Regions from separate parts of the Homo sapiens genome. Here region 1 is linked to region 2. A link is a loop called in an ENCODE intact Hi-C map of the cell type or tissue named here. Cell type or tissue: Caco-2. All regions are shown on one strand. Each heading gives the region's core, and the rest is flanking DNA. Links, peaks and the distances in the headings are about the cores only. Region 1 has its middle 180 kb from the start of LINC01911. Region 2 holds the start of LOC105373667 (a long non-coding RNA gene).

The links. Hi-C counts contacts between places; a loop is a spot of excess contacts. Peaks named below come from ENCODE experiments on the same cell type or tissue, not always from the same donor. Only the 100,000 strongest peaks of a DNase experiment are listed, where the experiment ranks them.
Region 1: a loop joins it to region 2, with 5 times the contacts of the local background. A loop is called at or near these places in 2 of 110 quality-filtered maps.

What each region holds. Positions count from the first base shown.
Region 1 is chr2:146,655,840-146,668,058 of GRCh38, forward strand. No RefSeq gene overlaps it. Among named protein-coding and RNA genes, the nearest start is that of LINC01911, 180 kb to the right of the region's middle. In Caco-2, for the core only: a CTCF peak has its summit at 5,833 (motif pointing left); no DNase peak of the experiment used is centred there.
Region 2 is chr2:146,405,859-146,418,077 of GRCh38, forward strand. LOC105373667 (a long non-coding RNA gene) reads right to left here and starts at 7,493. Exons shown (of 3, transcript XR_923422.4): 1 at 7,294-7,493. RefSeq lists enhancers at 107-683, 8,578-10,376. In Caco-2, for the core only: a CTCF peak has its summit at 6,951 (motif pointing right); a DNase peak (open chromatin) is centred at 6,963.

The DNA of each region.
Region 1 (12,219 bases), core at 2,762-7,761, 250 kb after region 2:
CAGTGATATTTCTCCCATTTGCTTTTGAAAGAAGAGAAATATGGCTTTGTTCTGCCCAGCTCGGCTCACCGGTGGTCAGAGTTTAAGGTTATCTCTCTTATTCCCTGAACAATTGCTGTTATCCTGTTCTTTTTTCAAGGTGCCCAGATTTCATATTGTTCAAACACACATGCTCTAAAAATTTGTGCAGTTAACACAATCATCACAGGGTCCTGAGGTGACATACATCCTCCTTAGCTGAAAGGATTAAGAGATTAAAGTAAAGTCAGGCATAGGAAATCACAAGGGTATTGATTGGGGAAGTAATAAGTGTCCATGAAATCTTCACAATTTATGTTCAGAGACTGCAGTAAAGACAGGCATAAGAAATTATAAAAAATATTAATTTGGGGAACTAATAAATGTCCATGAAATCTTCACAATCCACATTCTTCTGTCATGGCTTCAGCTGGTCCCTCCATTTGGGGTCCCTGACTTCCCACAACATATAAGTTTTACTTTTTAAATGGCATGCTGTTCTGAGCAGTGTGATGAGATATTGCACTGTCCCTCTTTGTTCTGCCCCGGAAAAGAATCATCAATTTGTCCTGTGTATTCATGCCATTTATACCACCTATCTACTACTGTATAAGAAAATAATAGTGTATATAGGGTTTGGTACTGTCTGTGGTTTCAGGCATCCACTGGGGGTCTTGAAACGTAACCCCCATAGATAAGGGGGGAACTAAAGTAAGTAAAAAGTTTTTCTCACTCTTGTATCATGAATGTTGAAGAGCAAGGGATAGGATTCTTCCCCTGACTCTTATTCCACTGTGTATCCACCAATGCCATAGTCCCAGTTTGTCTTTCTTCTGGATTAAGAGGCAACAGGACCCTCTTACCTCCTTTTTGCTGAGCCTTGAATTATATTTCCCTAAAAAGCCTGTTACTTACCCATATGAAATTATGAAATTTGCTTTTTCCCACTTGACATATAAATGTATAACAAGGTATGGCTTCTTTACTCAATGACTTAAAATGTGTAGATACTATAATTTATAAAATGTGATAAAGGCATTGACATAGTCTAATCAGAAAAATATTTAACACTTAAATTAATTTTTGAGAAAAGGCAATTTTCTTGACTTTTATAGTGGCTGTTAGAGTCCTTTGGTAATCAAATAAGTAGCAAGCAAGTTTTAGTGGCATCTGGGAATGAATAAGCTATGTATGATCATGGCAGGATCTTTGTCTATTGTTAAGTCCATCTGGGTTTCTAGTATAATTTGGAAATGATTGGAATGCTATAAACTAATGTTTGTGTCATATGTTGACAACCTAATAACCTAACTCACAATCCATAAATTGAAAACCTAATCAACAATGTCAGATATTGGCAGGTACAATCTTCGGGAGGTAGTTCAGTCATAAGGGTGGATCCCTCATAAAAGGGATTAGTGCCCTTATAAAGGAGACTCCAGACAGCTCCCTTAACACCTTCCAGACTGTGAAGATGCAGCAAGAAGAAGGCTGTCCATGAAACAGGAAGCAGGCTCTCACCAGATACTAAATCTTCTGGTGCCTTGATCTTAGACATTCTAACCTCTAGAACTGTAAGGAATAAATTTTGTTGTTTATAAGCCACCCAGCCAATGGTATTTTCTTATAGCAGCCTGAATGAACTAAGACAAGGGACTGTTTTCAGAATCTTGGACACCACTCGTGACCTAATGATGCCTGCCACTATCATAGGAGTTAGCAGTACTGCATTTCAAATCCTATTCAAAACAGTACATTGGAAGAAGTTATGCCTCTCACCATATTTCAAAATTATTTTGCATTTCAGCCCATCTACCAATTATTATAATAAACAATATTCCATTACAAACAGGAGTTTACAAAGAGATTTGAGAGGAGCAAGTCTTCAGGCACAGCTTTTCCTATAACTTGAATTTACTTATCCTTATGCATATTTATCAGATGATTATATTATCTTTCTATGGAACCCTGGCATCTTGTCACTTACACTTCTTTGTTAGCTCTGGAAAAGTCTTGAGCTGACTTCAGTTATGCCCACCCAAATTTAGTGCCCTTAAAAATAAGAAACAATAAAATCGTATTATATCCATATCCCAGATCTCTCTAACCAATATTAAAAAGGATTTCTGCTGGTTGTATCAATGTACAGATTCTTTAAAAAATGAATGATGTTAGACAACTATAAAGTCACTGCCTAAAAAGAGAAGAAAGGAATACAGATTTTACCTGGTTTAAAATTCTTATTTCCACTGACCAATTAATCAAAACATATTGTCTTTAGTCAAGGACAACCCTTTACCTTCTAAAGAAAGGAAGTTAGAATAAAAGCAAGGGGTGGACACAAAACTGTATGCAAATAAATCATAGACCTTAATGTAAGAGCTGAAAGTGTGTAACTGTAAGAAGAACGCACAAGAATAAATTTTCATGACCTAAGGTCAAGAAATGTCTTCTTAAATAAGGAACCAATAGAACAAAAACAAATACAGATTAATTAAACTTCATCAAAATTAAAAACTTTTGTGCTTAAAAGGACATCATTTCAAAGTAAAAAGATCCACAGAATGAAAGAAAATATCTGCAAATGATGTATTTCATAATAGACTTGCTTCAGGAATACATAAAGCACTTTAAAAGAACAATAAAAAAAGAAAACTCAAATGAAAAATAGGCAAATGATTTGAATAGACATTTCTCCAAAGATACACAAATGGACAATAAATACATGAAAATGTGCTGAATATAATTAGCCATTAGGGAAATGCAAATGAAAATCACAATGATATACCACTCTGTACCCACTAGGATGGCTATAATAAAAAAGACAGATAATAACAGGTGTTGGTTAGTATGTGGAGAAATTGGAACTCTCACACATTGCTGGTAAAAATGTAAAGTGTTGCAGCTGCTTAGAAAAATAATTTTTCTGAAAACGTTGAACATGGAGTTACCATATGATCCAGCAATTCCACCCTTCAGTATATAACCAATAAATGAAAACATAAAATCTTATTTTGACACAAACACTGGTACACAAATATTCATTGCAGTATTTTTCATAATAGCCAAAAGTATAAACAATCCAAATGTCTATCAACTTATGAATGGATGAATAAAACATGATCTAGCCATAAAATGGAATATTATTTGGCAATAGCAAGGTATGAAGTACTGATACATATTGCAATATGCCTTGAAAACATTAAGTGAAAGAAGCTGATCACAAAGAACCACATATTGTATGATTCTATGTATGTAAAACATCCACAATCGGTAACTTTATACAGACAGAAAGTAGATTAGAGGTTGCCCAAGTCTGGAGGGTAGGGGAGAAATGTGAATAGGAAGTTACTGCCAATAGGTATGGAATTTCTTTTTGAGGTGATGAAAATGTTCTAAAATCCACAGTTGCACTACTTACTGAACATGGTAAACAACATTGAATTGCACACTTTTAAAGGGTAGAATGTATGTTTTAAAATTGCAGCTTAATAAAGCTATTTTTAAAAAGTCAGGGGGGGTTGGCATTTGAATAAGTGACCAATGACATCTCACTGCTGCATATCCATACGTTGAGTCAGAACAATCTTAAAGGGAAAACAAAACTGTTAAGTATTTTAAAGATGTCTATTGTGAGCCACTATGAGTGACTGTAGCTCAGGTATACAGTCTCAAGAGGTCCTGACCTGTGGCAGTCAGATTAGTTTGGTTTTATACATTTTAGGGAAGCAAGAATTATAGGCAAAGACTTAAATCAATACATGGAAGGTATACATTGGTTTTGCTCAAAAAGACAGGCTATCTTTAAGTGGAGGTAGGGGCTTAAAGGCTGCGGGTGAATTCAGAAATTCTTTAATTTGCAATTGCTTAATGAAGTAAAGCTCTGTCTAAAATTTGGAGTTAGCAGAAAGAAATGTTTTAAGTTAAGGATGCTATGTAGTAACATTGATGGCCTGCAGATGTGACTTAATCCTTGCCTTGCACAGCTTTAGGTCTTGTTTATAATTTGGTATCTTATTGTCACAAAGAGTTCATTTTGTTAGTCTTATGATCGCTAGTTTAACATTAATGCTGGTCAGTTGTACCTAAACTCCAAAAGGGAAGGGATATAATGAGATATGTTGGACCTCCCTTCCCATCATGGCTGGGAATTCAATTCTTAAGTTTTTTCTGGGGACCCCTTGACCAAGATAGGGGTTGTACTCCTTTAGGAGGAACCAAAATGGCCTAATTTCTAGATTTGACCAAGGTGTTTCTAACCTATTCAGAACTAATGGACCTTGAGCAGAATGAGTCAGCTTTCAGAGAAAATATGTCCAGGGTTAGTAAGCCTTTCAACAGGGCCTTTACTGGAAGCACTTTAACCATCCTTTAAATCAGGAAGAGGTTTCCCAGCTTTCTTCCTGCTATGTTCAAGAAAGAAAACATAGAAAGCCAAAGGGCTTTAAAATTGCCTCAGTAGATCAAGCTGTGTGGCAACAGTCATGCGACCAGAGATAGATGAATTCACCACTGATCATGACCAGATATGGATAATGCTGAAATTGATGTCACGTGTATGCCAGTATGAAAAGAAGTATATTTTTAAAATGACTTCTCAGCCAAGATCTGTGACATCATTGATTGTAGAAAGGTCAATGGCTGTCACCTTAAGACCCTTAGATGATGCTCACTATTATTATTAAATGAATTTTAAAGGTAGGGGTCCAGTGGGAGCTTGTAAGCACTTGATATTCTTACATGTGGAAAGACGGCAGGTGAACAATTATGAAGATATTAAATAAGCAAAATAAAAAGTTTTCTGTCCAATACTTTGTCATAATGTGTAGTTTGTCAGGACTTTTGACCTGATCAAAAGTTAATAGTTACATATTTTATTTACATCTTTTACTTTATAAACAAAGTGAATTATTTAAAAAATATATTTACATATTTGTATCATCAAGAAAGTATTAAACTAATTAAATGTATACTAAAGGGAAGAAATTATTATAAACATTGAAAAATTGTGCAATAGAGCTTCATTAGGATACTTTATTCTATCTAAAAAGAAGATCTTTCTTTTGTTATTAAGCTATTTGCAAGATTTAATTGTTGCTATTCCACAGAGAATGGTTGACAGTGGATTATTATTCCTCATTACACTTTAAAAGACAACCTGCTTAAACTAAAGACAGACACTCTCCCTCATTTGGAGTTATATTTACTTAATTATTGTCCTGTTTTCTTAAAGAGATTTAAGTGGGTTTTTTAGAAGTCACTAGATTCACTGGGCCCAGAGACAACATTATCATTTTCTATAGCAGTTCTCATTTTTCTTAAAATCATGACCCATTTGATATCTTAAAAACAGCAACATTAATTTTAATTTGTCTTATTGTAGGGTATAAATTGACTAAATGTTAATAGCATTCTTCTAGAGTAATCAGTTCTACATGATTAACCTAAAAATTGCCAAAACATTGTTTACTCTTCATTTGTATCTGAAGAAAAAGGCATGATGAGTCAGACAGATTTGGATTAATTTACTTTCTGATCTGCATTAAAACTTGCCACAATGATTCATAATCATTTTACTTGATATTTATTTTGACAAAACAACTTAATTTTGAAAGCAGTTCACTGGAAAATAATTTAGGGCCAAAAGGTATTCCACTTCATAACTACAATTAAGTTGCATGGAAAATACTATTCTACTTTATTTTTCTTGCTTCTTCTCTATCTAATAAAAATTGGGCAAAATACAACCTCTGAAACCTTGTAAGCATTCCCTTTTGAAGACTTTTTTTTTTTTTTAATAAAATCAGAGTAGGTAGCTTGTGCTTTTACCACCATCTAGTGGGCTTCTTTTGTGACAGCAAGTGACAACTAAGGAGAAACAAAGATTCAGGGAATGGGATACTGACCATTAAATATGTTAAACTTTCCAGAATTTTCCTGTGAGGGCAGGGTCAAGGGGCCTACACTGAAGAAGACACTTAGTTATATGTTACAATTTTTTAAAAAAAATCTTCATTTGACATCTTTTCTTAAGAATGAGGAAACAGAATAGTGACCACATAAATACTTTTTTTCCTTAAAAATTGTTCTAAAAATGGGAAAACACCAAAGTCATCTTCAGAAGTGTAAATTGACAGTGTTCCCTTTTGAACACATAATTTTGACCACAGATGATTCAGCAATACAACAGAAATAGATATAGCTAATGAAAATAATATAATGAAATGTTAAAAATATAGAGTTCCTTTATCTTGTTTCAAAAAAAATAAGATTTTAACACACACAATTGTTAAAACCTTGTTAATGATTTAAAAGATATGTTATAAATAGTAACTGATTTTACATTCACTATAGCAAAATCACTTTACAACCTTTCTTTCAAAGGTACCTGATATTGAGATTACATGGAAACCAGGGAACCACAGTCTATGAATAATCAACACTACTCATCATTACATATAAACCTTGGCACATACTTATAAAAACCTATATTTTCAAATTTGGCTCAACATAAACAGTGTCTTCATTTTCAACGCAAAGAATTGAATCCAGTCTAATATAGACAGAGACCTAATCCAATTTCTACCATAATTTACTTAAGTATCTATATACCATTCTAATGAAATCATTTTTCTCATGCTATCAATCAACTCCTCCATACTAAATCTAATAATTTCTTTAAAATCTAATTATTCCTGACTTTTAAAAATGTATATGATATTTTGAAAATTGCTGAATTTTAAAAACTCCTTTTTTCCCCAGTTTCTATGAAAGAAAATAGGAAAATATGCTTTTTAGAGCCTCCTTTTTGCCTTCCTCAGTTTCCTCCACTGCTCTTTAAATGTAAATAAGCCCAGTTTCTATGACCCTTGACTTTTCTTGCTTATGTAACCAGCTATCATCTCTATCCAAGCAATATACAAATATAGAGTTACTGGTTTTGAACACTCAACAACATTTTTTTTTCTCTCTGCCTTAGGGGCACAAATATTTGTCCATCTAGCTTATTGTTTAAAATTCAATTTGTATAGAACCATGCTCTGACCTAAAAAATTCACTTTTCCAATATTATTTAAAGTTTCCATCATTTGAACATTATTCTTCTATTTAGAATCAAATTTAATTCTCTACACTTAAAACCTGGTTTGAAGGTCAGGCACGGTGGCTCATGCCTGTAATCCCAGCACTTTGGGAGGCCGAGGCGGGCAGATCACCTGAGGTCAGGAGTTCGAGACCAGCCTGATCAACATAGAGAAACCCTGTATCTACTAAAAATACAAAATTAGCCAGGTGTGTTGGTAAATGCCTGTAATCCCAGCTACTCGGCAGGCTGAGGCAGGAGAACCCAGAAGTCGGAGGTTGCAGTGAAAAAAAAAAAGTAAAAAAGAGAGAGAGAAAAAAAAAGAAAACCTGGTTTGAACACCACATTCTAAGAAAATGCTGCCTTAAACACATTTCATTCTGCACAAGTGAGACCACATACTCTTTCACATACAATCAATTCATTTTCTTGTCATGCATTTGGTCACGTCATTCTCATTGGAAAGCTCCTTTCTCTCCTCTGTATAGTCTAAGATACCTTTTCTTAAAAATCACACTCATTTAGTGACCTCTTCATTGTGCTTACATAAACTTGAGATCTGTAGGACTCATCATGCATATGAGGAACATACATTGTTGGCTCTTTTTTTCTCTCTTTAGTCTATTTCTCCAACTAGATTTAAATTCTTTTGACATTAAATGTGAGGTGACAGAACTGTGTATTCCCAGCACACAAGCAGAAAGCTCTACACACGTACAGTATTCAATAACTATATGCTATTAATGCTGTTGATGGCAGAGTTGTAATCTTTGTAATAGGTAACAATAACCAGGTAGACAATATCAATCATTTAAACATTTTTTACTCCAAAATTTAATACATAAGCAAAAAATTTTCATCACTATTGCATTCACTACTCTTCTTGTCACCATCCAATCTAGGACCACACAGTTCTCCACCCACAATATGTCCATTCATCAAATTAATATCTATTGAGTGTCTCCGTGTTTTAGGTACTGAACATACAGAAGACACATACACACACATACACACAAAGATGTGTTTACTCCCCCTTATGATGCAGTCCAGCAGGAGAAATGTATATTAAACAAATTATTATATATACAGTAGTAGTTAATATTTACTGGATATTTATCATATGCTAGGCACCTTTTTAAGAGCTTAAACAAATTAACACTTTCAACATGTACAGTAATTCTATTTTGTAGGTATTATTTTTCTTATGTATAAATGGGAAAAAAAATGAGGTGTTGAAGGATTTTAAAACTTGTCCGAAGTCATCAAGCTGGTAATTGATAGTCGATATTCCAATTTAGGTAATGTAACTACAGAGATGAAGCAGAACAAATCTCATTGTAGATTTGTTGGCGATGAGGTTTGAGTTCCTAAAACTGAGATGTTTGGGTATAAGGTAATAGGCATTAACGAAAATACCATTGATCCTTGGATAAGAGAACTTGGCTTTACAATGTTCACAAAGCCAGGGAAGTTGTTACATGGGCATCTATAGAACCTTATTCATCCACTTATGATATAGGTAAAATTATTTCCATTACTATTTTACAGATAAAGGAAGTGAAATCTATGTTACATGAATGGATAAATTAAGTTCTGAGAGATTCCTAAACTTACCAAAGCTCTCAAGGCTGGAAAGGGGCAGGGATGAGATTCAAACCCAAATTATAACTCCAAGTCCAGGTCTCATCTGGCTGTAACAGAACTGCCATGAGTGGGTAAAGCAAAGACACTAGGGTGTTTTAATTTCGTAGGACAATTTCTTCATTTATTCTTTCACCAAGTATTTATTAAATAGCTCCCATGTTCAATCACCATTCTAAATGCTTTGATATATAAGATCTGGTCTCTGTTCTCCACCACTTCATAATACAACTTAGGAAAAAGGTATATATATAAATACCTGTGATATAAGGCAGCATATGACAAATCCCATGTGGGTATGACCTAATTGTGAGGGAGCAGAGTATCTTGCATAAAGCGAATGTGGCAGAAAACCCTTGTACAATCTTGCTTCAGCCCACCCAAGGTCTCTCAGCCATTTTCTATGTCAGCATTACCTTCACTTGTGAACATTTAGACTTCTTATACTTTTGCTAAAAGAATGCTATACAGCAAGACCTGGACTGTTGTAATCCTATAATAATTAGTCTAACACAAATGGAAGATAGAACAAAAGCACAATATGTTCTAAAGTTTTTAAAATTATACACTGACAAATTATAGTTATACAGTATAGCTAATAATTGAGTACTGTACATCTCCATATCACTAAGAAAGTAAATCTCAGATGCTCTCACAGCAAAAAACGTCAAATGTTTGAAGTGATGCATAGGTTAGTTAGCTTAATCTAATCCTTCCACACTGTATTAAAAGATCATAATGGCAGTTTGTGCCTGTATTCATCCTACTGTGCAACAGACCTCAGAAAAAATCAAACTTATTTCTCCTAACTGAGGCTTTGCAGTCTTTCATGATTATCTCCCCATTTCTTCCACCCCTACCTCCCGCCTCTGTTAAACACCACTTTACTCTCTGGTTCTATGAGTTCAATTGTTTTAGATTCCACATGTAAGTGAGGCAATGTGGTGTTTATCTTGCTGTGTTTGGCTTATTTGGTTTAGCCTGATGTTCAGTTTCATCCGTGTTGTCACAAATGACAACATGGCTTTTTAAGGCTGACTAGTATTCTATTGTGTATATATACCACAAGTTTTTAATCCATTCATCCACTGATGGGCACTTAGGTTGATTCCATAACTTGGCTGTTGTGAATGGTGTTACAATTAACATGGGTGTGCAGACACCTCTTTGACTACATCTGATAAGGGATTAGAGATTAATATGCGAATGACATAAGGGACTGAAGCAACTCTATAGAAAGAAAACAAATAATTCAATTAAGAAATGGGCAAAGGAGCTGAAGAGACATTTCTCAAAAGAAGACATATGAATGGCTAACAGATAAGTGAAAAAATGTTCTATAGTTTATTTACTTTCATGAGAGTTTTGCTATTTGGTAATCTTCCTATTAGTAACTCACAGAAAATTTTACTCCAGGCCCCAAGTGAGGTAAGAAAAGTTGCAATCAGATGTTGTGCTTATCAGTCATCTTGGATATCAAACTGGAAACAGGTTGCTGAGTGAAAGGCATATTGAGAATAGGAACCAACCAGTTTTGTTGAGACTTTTAAAACTGCTCAGAGAGAAATAACTATCAGAAGGGTGAAATCATAGAATGGGCAATATCTGATTATAACTGTAGGTTAACTTGAGTTAAAATTAGGAATTTGTTAAGCCCTTGTTAATGATCTCTATGTCTTGACACTCTAAAGTGTTTTCTTACTGTCTTCTACTAAGAGCTATTGGAATAATGTGAGGCCTGAAGAGTTCCTGTCTTCACACCACCCCATCCCTCAATCCCTAAAACATCTAGTGAAGGTGGAATTGGGAAAAGGTGATGTTTTCATAAATCCTAAAGAAAGAATAAGATTTTGATAGACAGGAGGCAGTAAGGTGGAGTGAACAAAGATATGAAGGTTTCAAAGCTCATTGTTTCGGGGAATGTCCATTACATCATATTGAGGCTTTGTTTTATTTGCTTGCTTGAAGAAAATATGTGAGTCATAAGTCAGGAAATGTAGGGTATAGCCAGAATGTGGAATATGAGAAACTAGAAAAGGGATTTTGAAAAGGTATCTATAGGCAATGGTTAGTAACTCAACAAGAGTATCACATGATGTCAGATATATTTTTCCAATAGAATCTGGAAAATTAACTTGGTATGAAGTTATTGCAGAAGGTATGCCATCAGAGGCAGTGAAATTTGTTAAAATCAATTGTCTAAGCCTGGACTAAGAAGTTAATAACTGAGAACAAGGGAAAACTTTATGGATAAAAATGATGGATGCATGATCTGTGGAAAACAAAAAGAAATTAACAGGATTGAGAACTCTTCCTGAAAGGGTGAGGTAAAGAAAAAGGGGCAAAAGGGTTTAAGCCAAGGATGAACTACAGGAAGTAATGTAAAATTAACAGATATTGTAATGTCAGAAGTAAAAGCAAGGTTTGAAGGAAAAATGAATAGGGATAGAGTAATATTTCTTGATCTAGAGATGCTGTTTGGACTTTTATTTGGAAATGTTCTTTAGGAATTTGGAATTTCAGATCTGGAATGCAGAAGAGAGATCATGGATTACAGTGTGTGACTCCTTTAAGGGAAAGACAATAGAAGGATCCAGGTAAAACAAAACAAAACAAAACAAAAAAAACTAGAGAAGGTAAAAAGAGCCAGAAAAGATATATGAAGTTCAGAGAGGTAGGAAGATAATTAAAATAATACCAGCAGGAAAGCTTTCTGATTCAACTCATTAAAATGGCATTACTTCAGGCAATATTTTAATTAGCTCCTCATGTTCAGAATTTAAAATTTTCTCTAAAACTGTCTATTATCTTTTACTAAAATCTACAAGTAAATACATCAGTTTAAAAAATATAAAAATTGAAAAAAAGTGGATTTTAGTGATAATTTTTGCCAAAATTAGTTTCCTTAAGATTCTAGCTTTTCTGGAGCCAAAAGTGATTTGCATGTTACAATAAAAACATCTATGGCTGGGTGCAGTGGCTCATGCCTGAAATCCCAGCACTTTGGGAGGCTGAGGCAGGAGGATCACTTGAGCCCATGAGTTTGAGACCAGCCTAAGCAACATAAGGAGACCCTATTCCTATAAATAATTTTTTAAAAAAATAGCTGGGCATGGTTGCACATGCCTGTGTTCCCAGTTATTCTGGAGGCTGAGGTGGGAGGATTGCCTGAGCCTGGAAGGTAGAGGCTGCAATGAGCCACGATTGCACCACTGCACTCCAGCCTGGGTGACAGAATAAGACCCTTTCTCAAAAATAAATAAATAAATAAAGAGAAAGAAAAAGAAAAAGAAATCTATGCATTCTATCAAGGGAGAAAATTAACTTTTTTTAAAAAAAGACAGTGATTCTAAGCTACAATTCTAATTTTAGAACAATATTTCTCTTTTGCCTAATTTATATTTTCTCTAAAACAAAAATCTGGGGGAAACTTAGAGCAAAATTTTTCAAATCACCTTCTTGTATTCTAGAAAAGTAAA
Region 2 (12,219 bases), core at 4,004-9,003:
GAGTGCCAGACAGTGGGCGCAGGTCAGTGGGTGTGCGCACCGTGCGCAAGCCGAAGCAGGGCGAGGCATTGCCTCACTTGGGAAGCGCAGGGGGTCAGGGAGTTCCCTTTCTGAGTCAAAGAAAGGAGTGACGGACGGCACCTGGAAAATCGGGTCACTCCCACCCGAATACTGCGCTTTTCCGATGGGCTTAAAAAACGGTGCACCACAAGATTATATCCCGCACCTGGCTTGGAGGGTCCTACGCCCATGGAGTCTCGCTGATTGCTAGCACAGCAGTCTGAGATCAAGCTGCAGGGCGGCAGCGAGGCTGGGGGAGGGGCGCCCGCCATTGCCCAGGCTTGATTAGGTAAACAAAGCAGCCGGGAAGCTGGAACTGGGTGGAGCCCACCACAGCTCAAGGAGGCCTGCCTGCCTCTGTAGGCTCCACCTCTGCCGGCAGGGCACAGACGAACAAAAACACAGCAGTAACCTCTGCAGACTTAAATATCCCTGTCTGACAGCTTTGAAGAGAGCAGTGGTTCTCCCAGCACGCAGCTGGAGATCTGAGAACGGGCAGACTGCCTCCTCAAGTGGGTCCCTGACCCCTGACCCCTGAGCAGCCTAACTGGGAGACACCCCCCAGCAGAGGCACACTGACACCTCACACGGCAGGGTACTCCAACAGACCAGCAGCTGAGGGTCCTCTCTGTTAGAAGGAAAACTAACAAACAGAAAGGACATCCACACCAAAAACCCATCTGTACATCACCATCATCAAAGACCAAAAGTAGATAAAACCACAAAGATGGGGAAAAAACAGAACAGAAAAACTGGAAACTCTAAAAAGCAGAGCGCCTCTCCTCCTCCAAAGGAACGCAGTTCCTCACCAGCAACGGAACAAAGCTGGATGGAGAATGACTTTGAGGAGTTGAGAGAAGAAAGCTTCAGACGATCAGATTACTCTGAGCTACGAGAGGACATTCAAACCAAAGGCAAAGAAGTTGAAAACTTTGAAAAAAATTTAGAAGAATGTATAACTAGAATAACCAATACAGAGAAGTGCTTAAAGGAGCTGATGGAGCTGAAAACCAAGGCTCGAGAACTATGTGAAGAATGCAGAAGCCTCAGGAGCCGATGCAATCAACTGGAAGAAAGCGTATCAGCGATGGACGATGAAATGAATGAAATGAAGCGAGAAGGGAAGTCTAGAGAAAAAAGAATAAAAAGAAATGAGCAAAGCCTCCAAGAAATATGGGACTATGTGAAAAGACCAAATCTACATCTGATTGGTGTACCTGAAAGTGATGGGGAGAATGGAACCAAATTGGAAAATACTCTGCAGGATATTATCCAGGAGAACTTCCCCAATCTAGCAAGGCAGGCCAACATTCAGATTCAGGAAATACAGAGAACGCCACAAAGATAATCCTCGAGAAGAGCAACTCCAAGACACATAATTGTCAGATTCATCAAAGTTGAAATGAAGGAAAAAATGTTAAGGGCAGCCAGAGAGAAAGGTCGGGTTACCCTCAAAGAGAAGCCCATCAGACTAACAGCGGATCTCTCGGCAGAAACCCTACAAGCCAGAAGAGAGTGGGGGCCAATATTCAACATTCTTAAAGAAAAGAATTTTCAACCCAGAATTTCATATCCAGCCAAACTAAGCTTCATAAGTGAAGGAGGAATAAAATACTTTACAGACAAGCAAATGCTGAGAGACTTGGTCACCACCAGGCCTGCCTTACAAGAGCTCCTGAAGGAAGCACTAAACATGGAAAGGAACAACCGGTACCAGCCACTGCAAAATCATGCCAAAATGTAAAGACCATCGAGACTAGGAAGAAACTGCATCAACTAACGAGCAAAATCACCAGCTAACATCATAATGACAGGATCAAATTCACACGTAACAATATTAACTTTAAATGTAAATGGACTAAATGCTCCAATTAAAAGACACAGATTGGCAAATTGGATAAAGAGTCAAGACCCATCAGTGTGCTGTATTCAGGAAACCCATCTCACCTGCAGAGACACACATAGGCTCTAAATAAAAGGTTGGAGGAAGATCTACCAAGCCAATGGAAAACAAAAAAAGGCAGGGGTTGCAATCCTAGTCTCTGATAAAACAGACTTTAAACCAACAAAGATCAAAAGAGACAAAGAAGGCCATTACATAATGGTAAAGGGATCAATTCAACAAGAAGAGCTAACTATCCTAAATATATATGCACCCAATACAGGAGCACCAAGATTCATAAAGCAAGTCCTGAGTGACCTACAAAGAGACTTAGACTCCCACACATTAATAATGGGAGACTTCAACACGCCACTGTCAATATTAGACAGATCAACGAGACAGAAAGTCAACAAGGATACCCAGGAATTGAACTCAGCTCTGCACCAAGCGGACCTAATAGACATCTACAGAACTCTCCACCCCAAATCAACAGAATATACATTTTTTTCAGCACCACACCACACCTATTCCAAAATTGACCACATACTGGGAAGTAAAGCTCTCCTCAGCAAATGTAAAAGAACAGAAATTATAACAAACTATCTCTCAGACCACAGTGCAATCAAACTAGAACTCAGGATTAAGAATCTCACTCAAAACCGCTCAACTACATGGAAACTGAACAACCTGCTCCTGAATGACTACTGGGTACATAATGAAATGAAGGCAGAAATAAAGATGTTCTTTGAAACCAACGAGAACAAAGACACAACATACCAGAATCTCTGGGACGCATTCAAAGCAGTGTGTAGAGGGAAATTTATAGCACTAAATGCCCACAAGAGAAAGCAGGAAAGATCCAAAATTGACACCCTAACATCACAATTAAAAGAACTAGAAAAGCAAGAGCAAACACATTCAAAAGCTAGCAGAAGGCAAGAAATAACTAAGATCAGAGCAGAACTGAAGGAAATAGAGACATAAAAAACCCTTCAAAAAATTAATGAATCCAGGAGCTGGTTTTTTGAAAGGATCAACAAAATTGATAGACCACTAGCAAGATTAATAAAGAAAAAAAGAGAGAAGAATCAAATAGACGCAATAAAAAATGATAAAGGGGATATCACCACCGATCCCACAGAAATACAAACTACCATCAGGGAATACTACAAACACCTCTACGCAAATAAACTAGAAAATCTAGAAGAAATGGATAAATTCCTGGACACATACACTCTCCCAAGACTAAACCAGGAAGAAGTTGAATCTCTGAATAGACCAATAACAGGAGCTGAAATTGTGGCAATAATCAATAGCTTACCAACCAAAAAGAGTCCAGGACCAGATGGATTCACAGCCGAATTCTACCAGAGGTACAAGGAGGAACTGGTACCATTCCTTCTGAAACTATTCCAATCAATAGAAAAAGAGGGAATCCTCCCTAACTCATTTTATGAGGCCAGCATCATTCTGATACCAAAGCCAGGCAGAGACACAACAAAAAAAGAGAATTTTAGACCAATATCCTTGATGAACATTGATGCAACAATCCTCAATAAAATACTGGCAAAACGAATCCAGCAGCACATCAAAAAGCTTATCCACCATGATCAAGTGGGCTTCATCCCTGGGATGCAAGGCTGGTTCAATATATGCAAATCAATAAATGTAATCCAGCATATAAACAGAGCCAAAGACAAAAACCACATGATTATCTCAGTAGATGCAGAAAAAGCCTTTGACAAAATTCAACAACCCTTCATGCTAAAAACTCTCAATAAATTAGGTATTGATGGGACGTATTTCAAAATAATAAGAGCTATCTATGACAAACCCACAGCCAATATCATACTGAATGGGCAAAAACTGGAAGCATTCCCTTTGAAAACTGGCACAAGACAGGGATGCCCTCTCTCACCACTCCTATTCAACATAGTGTTGGAAGTTCTGGCCAGGGAAATTAGGCAGGAGAAGGAAATAAAGGGTATTCAATTAGGAAAAGAGGAAGTCAAATTGTCCCTGTTTGCAGACGACATGATTGTATATCTAGAAAACCCCACTGTCTCAGCCCAAAATCTCCTTAAGCTGATAAGCAACTTCAGCAAAGTCTCAGGATACAAAATCAATGTACAAAAATCACAAGCATTCTTATACACCAACAACAGAGAAACAGAGAGCCAAATCATGAATGAACTCCCATTCACAATTGCTTCAAAGAGAATAAAATACCTAGGAATCCAACTTACAAGGGATGTGAAGGACCTCTTCAAGGAGAACTACAAACCACTGCTCAAGGAAATAAAAGAGGATACAAACAAATGGAAGAACATTCCATGCTCATGGGTAGGAAGAATCAATATCGTGAAAATGGCCATACTGCCCAAGGTAATTTACAGATTCAATGCCATCCCCATCAAGCTACCAATGCCTTTCTTCACAGAATTGGAAAAAACTACTTTAAAGTTCATATGGAACCAAAAAAGAGCCTGCATCGCCAAGTCAATCCTAAGCCGAAAGAACAAAGCTGGAGGCATCACACTACCTGACTTCAAACTATACTACAAGGTTACAGTAACCAAAACAGCATGGTACTGGTACCAAAACAGCAACCCTTCATGCTCCAGAATTAGCCCTCCAAAGGGCTAATATCCAGAATCTACAATGAACTCAAACAAATTTACAAGAAAAAAACAAACAACCCCATCAAAAAGTGGGCGAAGGACATGAACAGACACTTCTCAGAAGACATTTATGCAGCCAAAAGACACATGAAAAAATGCTCATCATCACTGGCCATCAGAGAAATGCAAATCAAAACCACAATGAGATACCATCTCACACCAGTTAGAATGGCGATCATTAAAAAGTCAGGAAACAACAGGTGCTGGAGAGGATGTGGAGAAATAGGAACACTTTTACACTGTTGGTGGGACTGTAAACTAGTTCAACCATTGTGGAAGTCAGTGTGGCGATTCCTCAGGGATCTAGAACTAGAAATACCATTTGACCCAGCCATCCCATTACTGGGTATATACCCAAAGGACTATAAATCATGCAGCTATAAAGACACATGCACATGTATGTTTATTGTGGCACTATTCACAATAGCAAAGACTTGGAACCAACCCAAATGTCCAACAATGATAGACTGGATTAAGAAAATGTGGCACATATACACCATGGAATACTATGCAGCCATAAAAAATGATGAGTTCATGTCCTTTGTAGGGACATGGATGAAATTGGAAATCATCATTCGCAGTAAACTATCGCAAGAACAAAAAACCAAACACTGCATATTCTCACTCATAGGTGGGAATTGAACAATGAGATCACATGGACACAGGAAGGGGAATATCACACTCTGGGGACTGTTGTGGGGTGGGGGGAGGTGGGAGGGATAGCATCGGGATATATACCTAATGCTAGATGACGAGTTAGTGGGTGCAGTGCACCAGCATGGCACATGTATACATATGTAACTAACCTGCACAATGTGCACATGTACCCTAAAACTTAAAGTATAATAAAAAATAAAAAAATAAAAATAAAATAAAAAATAAAAAACAAAACAAAAAAAAAAGAAGACATCTTGATCAATCCCATTTAAAATCAGGACACTGCACTTTTCACATTTTGTGGTGAAACATTTGAATTTCTACTGAGTGCCAGATAGCATGCTAAGTGCTTTCATATGGATTATCACATTTAAATCTAACCACAACTTGTGAGGGGGGTATTATTATTCTCTTCATTTTATAAATATGGGAATTGTCATTTCCTAATACATAAGTACTGAGCCCACCAGGTTGGCAAAGGATTTAAAAATCAGACAATGCAAATAATGAGGACAAATAGTAACTCTAGCACATTTCTATCAAGTGTAAATGCACACCATATAGAGAACTATTTGCCAATATTTAGGGAAGTTGTAGATGTACCTATCTTATTATCTGACAAGTACACATCTAGTTATACATCCCAAGGCAACTCTCTCACATTAAGAATATCCATTGAAGACTCAGTTGTAATCATGGAAATAACCTCAATGTTCAACCCAAAGCAAATACAGTAAGTTATGCTTACCTACAGAATATTAGAGAGCAGCTACAAAGTATGATTTAAAGTTATAGATATTGAAATTGATAAATATCAAACATAAAGTTGAGTGAAAAGGAAAGTGCAAAGTGAATATACTTTATGATACCATTTATTTAGAATTTGATACCAGTAAAATCTTAACAAATATTTCTTATTTCTAACTGTATATGTAGTGAAGTATTAAAAATGTTGAATATGAAATGCTACATACTTCTGAGGGGAAAGGAGGAAGAATGGATACCTAAGAGATATACTTAGGAATTTCACCTTGTTATTAGATCTGTGTAGTGGGTACTCATGTGTTCTGCTAAGTTAGTTTATATACTCTTCTCTAATTTTAATAAAGAAGGGAGAAAAGTAGGAAAAGATCAAAAGCAAAAAACAAAACAAAAACAATAGGATGCTAACAAAAAACACGATGACACACACAAAAGAATGAATACAGGTGAAACTGGGGGAATCTGAGTAAAACCAGTGGGTTATACCAACACCAATATCCTGGTTGCCCTGTATTAATATGATTTTGTAAGATGTTACCACTGAGGGAAATTGGATAAAGTATATTCAGAAACTGTGTAATTTTGTACCACTGTTTGTGAATTAATTATCTCAATAACAGTTTAAAATAAAAAATTATAATAAAAAATAAATTTAAAAATATAATGTTCCCACAAGTCTACCTATCATTGGCTTTTACTAAAAATTTAAAGACTAAATAAATAAATTCATAGGGATCAATAAAATCTACAACATTTGTCAGCCACAAAACACTGCTTTTGCTTTTCAAGTTAATTCTTTTCTGAAAAGCACCTTTGTCCCATAGAGATAGTGACACGGGCAAAGTTCCCTTGTTCCCCTTGCAGGGCTGCGATGGGGAAGTGGTGTGCTTCGGTGCCCCTGTTGCTCAGACCTCTAGGGGGCGCATGCGGAGGGGCAGGCTGTGGGGCTCCAACCGCACAGCAGCATCTAGGGGTGAGAGTTTACAGCTGACGCTCCAGTGGCCGTGTGTTACAGTGTGCTTTTTCAGTTTACCCATCCATTGGTGGCTTGTGTTAACCAGCTCAATTAGACCCTCTGACTTATTGCAAGGACAGAGGGCTTTGCTGTATCCTGGGTTCCTTTCTTACTGTACCAGAAAAATCGGAACACACGTGGGCTTGGAGAATGAGTGCAAGGTTTTCAGTGGAAGCAACGCTCAGCAGATAGATGGGCTAAGCCAGAAGATGGATAGAGTGGGAAGGTGGTTTTACCTGGAGTCAGGCCGCTCAGCAGCTGGGCTCTCCTTTGTCCACCCTCGGCGGAACTCCATGTTGTACCACCGGTCGATGGCCTGGTGGCGTCTGCTTGTGTCTGCCCGTGTGTCCTTCCGCGGTGTGTGCCACTGAACATCCAGACGCTTGTGTGTTCTTCCGCTGGTGTGTTCCTCTTGACATCCAGCGGCCTGTGTTTCTGCCTGCTAGGGTCCCTGGGTTTTTATAGGCACGGGATGGGGGCGTGGCGGGCCACGGTGGTCTTGGAAAATGCAACATTTGAGTCCTCACCTAGGTCCGTGGGCACAGGCCCGGGGGTGGAGCGCTAGCTAGGGACCCGCCCTTCTCCTCCAAGCACTCCCCTTCCCCCGCTCCCATATCAATAGCATGTGTGCTAGGCTTGCTTACTAGGAAATAAAATGGTCAAATGCCTAAGAAAATCACCAAAAAGTTGTTTGCCTTCTGGAAATTACAGATATAAATGTGATCCTTAATGAATTATTAAATACATAAAAAATAATATTGTGGCTCAAAATCTTGTATATATAAATAAGCCATCTTTGTTGATAATTATTAATACACTTTACAGTGAGTCTACATCAGAGAATCTTAATACAAAAGTTGACAACCAAACCAGAGTATTTCAAGGTTGATCTCATGGTAACTCCTAATAATCTTTGGTGACTGAAAAATGCAGAATTCCAGTCAGAATTCAAAACTTTTGAATTGAGATCTCTTATGATGTGGCCCAAAGGTTTATACATTGACATAAATGTTCTTTTAATATGTATTATTGCTGTACAAAGAAACTTGAGAACTGTTTATTTGAATACTTGAATTATCCTTGTTGGCTATCACAGTTTATGAAATCAACCAACTGTAATCAACACTTTATAGCTTGCATTGTAAAACTGTAAAATCCATCCCCCTTTAATCTAGCAGTTTATTTTGTGTCTAACTAGGCATGGGTAAGTAGTGCCAGTGTGTAACCAGGTGAGACCATTAAAGCTGCTGTGATGTTTAGACCTTAGGTGTGAGCTTAAGGGCAATTCAAGGAACAACAGGATTTGTGAACATTTGTATTAGTACAAAATAACTTATCCATGTAAAAAAATGTGTTTTTGTCATGTGTGAGAGCAGGAACACTCATAAGTTTCTCCCTAGCAATGTCTAGCTCATTGTAATGTTCAAAAAAAATTTTTTAATTAAATGAATGAGATCTTGGAAACACAATATTCCATAGACAGAGCTTGGAAAATATTTTTTGAAATACCTTTTAAAAAGTCCTTGGAATAATTAGGCTTTCCTAATTATTTCACAACCACACTAATAATCTGAGGTAGATGTTTAATTTCGTGTCTTTCCACACCCCCCAACTATTTGGAGATCACCTGGTTTTAACCTGCATCCAGAGCTGTCTTGCTGGGCTAATGGAGACTCGTGTGGCACACGTCAGGCGGCAGTTAAATAGGGTTGCTCCTGCTGCTTCCCTCATTGCCCAATTACCTGACTGACTCTTGCAAGTCATAGCTCATGGAATCCTACAACTGGGCACACCAGGGCACCTGATCAAACATGATTTTTCAGGCCCACAAGTCACAGTTCTGCTCTATCTCAAAGCAAAGATCTGCCAAGCTCTTAAGATGATTTAGCCTGGAGTATTTTAAATAACTTCAGAAAATGCAAAGCTTTCTGTCGGTTTGAACACTTCCTGTCACTTTTTAGAACACCTGGCACTCAAATATTTAAATTACAATTCCAGCTTTAATGTGAAGGAACTAACAATAAATCCTTTCTCTTCCCATAATACTTCGGGTCTGACTTTTCTTTAATTTTCTAAAAATGCAGATTTGGGAAATGAAATTAGCAATGCAAGGTGAACCTAGTGTGAATTTTACTGAAGATTATGCAAATGCAGGAAATTATAATTCTATCAGGATGTCATTACATGTGTCTACTTAGACACACATTTTCTGCTATGTTTAAGTTAAACAAAACACTAAATGACTATGTAGTATGACATCTCATTAATATGTTTCCATTCACATCTGTGCCTTTAGTATAAAAAAAAAGACTGCTTCAATGATAAGAGATTAGGTCCTTTAATTAGAAACAAATGACAAATCACTGTTAACCCCATGTGATGCTTTCTAAAACTTCCATCACATATTCCTCTTAAAACATTATTAAACATAAGTTCCCCAGATCTACTTCCTAGAAAGTGCCATTTAACAAAACCCAGGCAGGATGTTAATACTGAGGCGGAATTACAGGTTGCCAAAGCATTTCCTGTGAGAGGATTGACAGGGGATCATTTTGTTATGGGGCCACCTCCAGTGTGTTGTGACAACCACTCATTACACCTCTAAGCAGAGCACTCAGCTGTAGGTTTCTACAAGATGCAAATAGCTCCAAATGGGTTCAATTTAGAGCGAGTGGATAATGTATCACTCATTTCTCTAAGGTAGAAGCTTTTAATTTCCCAAGAACAGGAAAGAGAGGAACATTTCAGTTTCTGGAAAAAAAACATTCAGTTAACCAACTATGCCTGAGAAATGGAGTCACAATAGCAATATCTGTTACATTGTAAATAAAAACACTTCACCTGCCTTGTTTCCCCTTGGCCCAAAACGAAACACCAAGTGGTCAAGTGAGCATCACCTCTCAATAAATATAATTACCCACTTAAGAGCTCAATGTCAAAAACTAGTAACCTCTAAGTGATGGTAGGTTTTTCTCTTACAAAAGGAACTGCTTACAAAGCTACTATAGTTAATTATAATAATACTCAAAAAGTGTTTAAAACACATTTTGATATAGAAAAAATATCATGGAAAGCTTTCACAGTTGGACTTTAATATTTTAGTGTGCTAGTTTTTATACCCCTCTGTGATTTTACTCCCACTGTTCTATTACTGATTTTAGTAAGTGTTGCTAACAATGGAATACAGCAGCCTCTACTACCAGCTATTTAGAAGAGAGGTACGCTGATGTGGATTGGAAAAAGTCAATAAGCCCATTTAAGATTCCTGTGTTTAACAAAGCCACAGGAGAAGCCAGCGAGCTACAAAACATGCCCATGTTACAAGACGGTTGTTTTTTGCTATGAGTACATTAATGAGCAGAATGTTCTTTGCTATAAAACACCAGCATCACTCTGGCCATGATTACTGAAATACTCTCTGGATGTCAATGTCCTTTTGTTTTGAGTACTTTACTAAGAAATTAATTATCCACTAGGAATCCACTGAGATGGGTCTATAGCTGACCTATGTAAAAATAATAATGAATCTGTCTGAAAAGATATGAACTGAAAGTACAGAAAGAGGGTTTCTTTAAGTCTGCTATATGATGTAGAATACTTACTAGTGATCCTGAAAGTTTGCTCTTCATTTTTATAAAATTAAGTTTTAAAGATTATTTTTCCATAATCATATATATTTTTATAATATATATTTAATTTATATGTATGTTATAGAAATTATATGTATAAATATAAATATATATGCCATTCTCTGTCTCTCTGAATATATATTCTAAATAGCTGATGCATATATACCCACACACACACACAAACACACATGCATATATATATATATATTTAAAGAGACAGAGAACAGTTTATTTGGGAGATGGTCCCAGGAAACACAGGTAGGAGAGAAAAAAAGCGATACGGGGAAGAGAAGGCAGTCACTCAAGTATGTGTTATCAAGAAAGTTGTTTAATTTTGCTGAGGAGCTCTGGGGATTGGTGCAGATTTCACTGGCTGCCCAGTTACCTAGACATGGAGCAAGGGAAGCTTGCATTTACAGACCTGTTTCCAGCAGTTACTGGCCTGTTGCTATTTCTAAAGTGTAACAGTTCTCCACCATTTAGGTAACTTAATTAAATAAATAATAAAGGGGCAGAAACTGTTGGCTTTCTACTATTGTCCCTTCCTTCTTTAGTAATAGAATGCATAATTTTTAGTTAAGTCATGTGGCTTTCTGTATTAAAATAATATTTCCCAGCCACCCTTAACCAAGTTTTTTTTTTGTATATAATAAGATATAATCAGAAGTGTCTGTGTAGCTTTTGAGCAGTGATGTGAAAGAAAGGAGTTTCTCTTTCTTGAACTTGGCCTCCCTCCTACTGGCTGTTGGCATATATGTATAGAGACACACACATATAACACTGGAGGTGGGGCCTGGTAGGAGGTGATTGGATCATAGGGACAGGTTCTCACAAATGGTTTAGCACCATCCCTCTTGGTACTGCCCCTTTGAGAGTGAATGAACTCTCTGAGATCTGGTCATTTAAAAGTGTCTAGCAGCTCCTCCCTTGCTCTCTTGCTCCTACTCTGTCTGTATGAGATGCGTGCTCCCATTTTGCCTTGTGCCATGATTCTAAGTTTCCTGAGGCCTCCTCTAAGCAGATGCCAGCATCATGCTTCCTATACAGCTTGCAGAACTATGAGCTAATTAAACATCCTTTTCTTTATAAATTACCTAGTCTCAGGTATGTCTTTGTAGTAATGTGAGAATGAATTAATAATTAATACAATGCATATAGAAACTCTTGCTTAGAGTGCTAGGAGAAATGTTTCATAATGTCCATAGCAGCATTTTTGAAACAGCAAAATATGGGGGGTAAAATCCCACCAATAGAATAATGAATAACTGTTGATATATTCATACAGTTGAATACTGTAGAGTAGGGAAGTAAATGAAGAATAGTTATATACAGGAACATGTGTGAATCTCTAAATATAATATTGAGCAAAAAGAAATAACAGAACACATATGATTCTATTTACTTAAAGTTCAAAATAAAAGACAAAATATAAATAGATTTCTACTTCTGTCCATGAATTATTATCTGCAATAGAAATTTCCATTCCATCATAAAAAAAAAAAACAGTAAAAACAGCATAAAATAGATGGAACT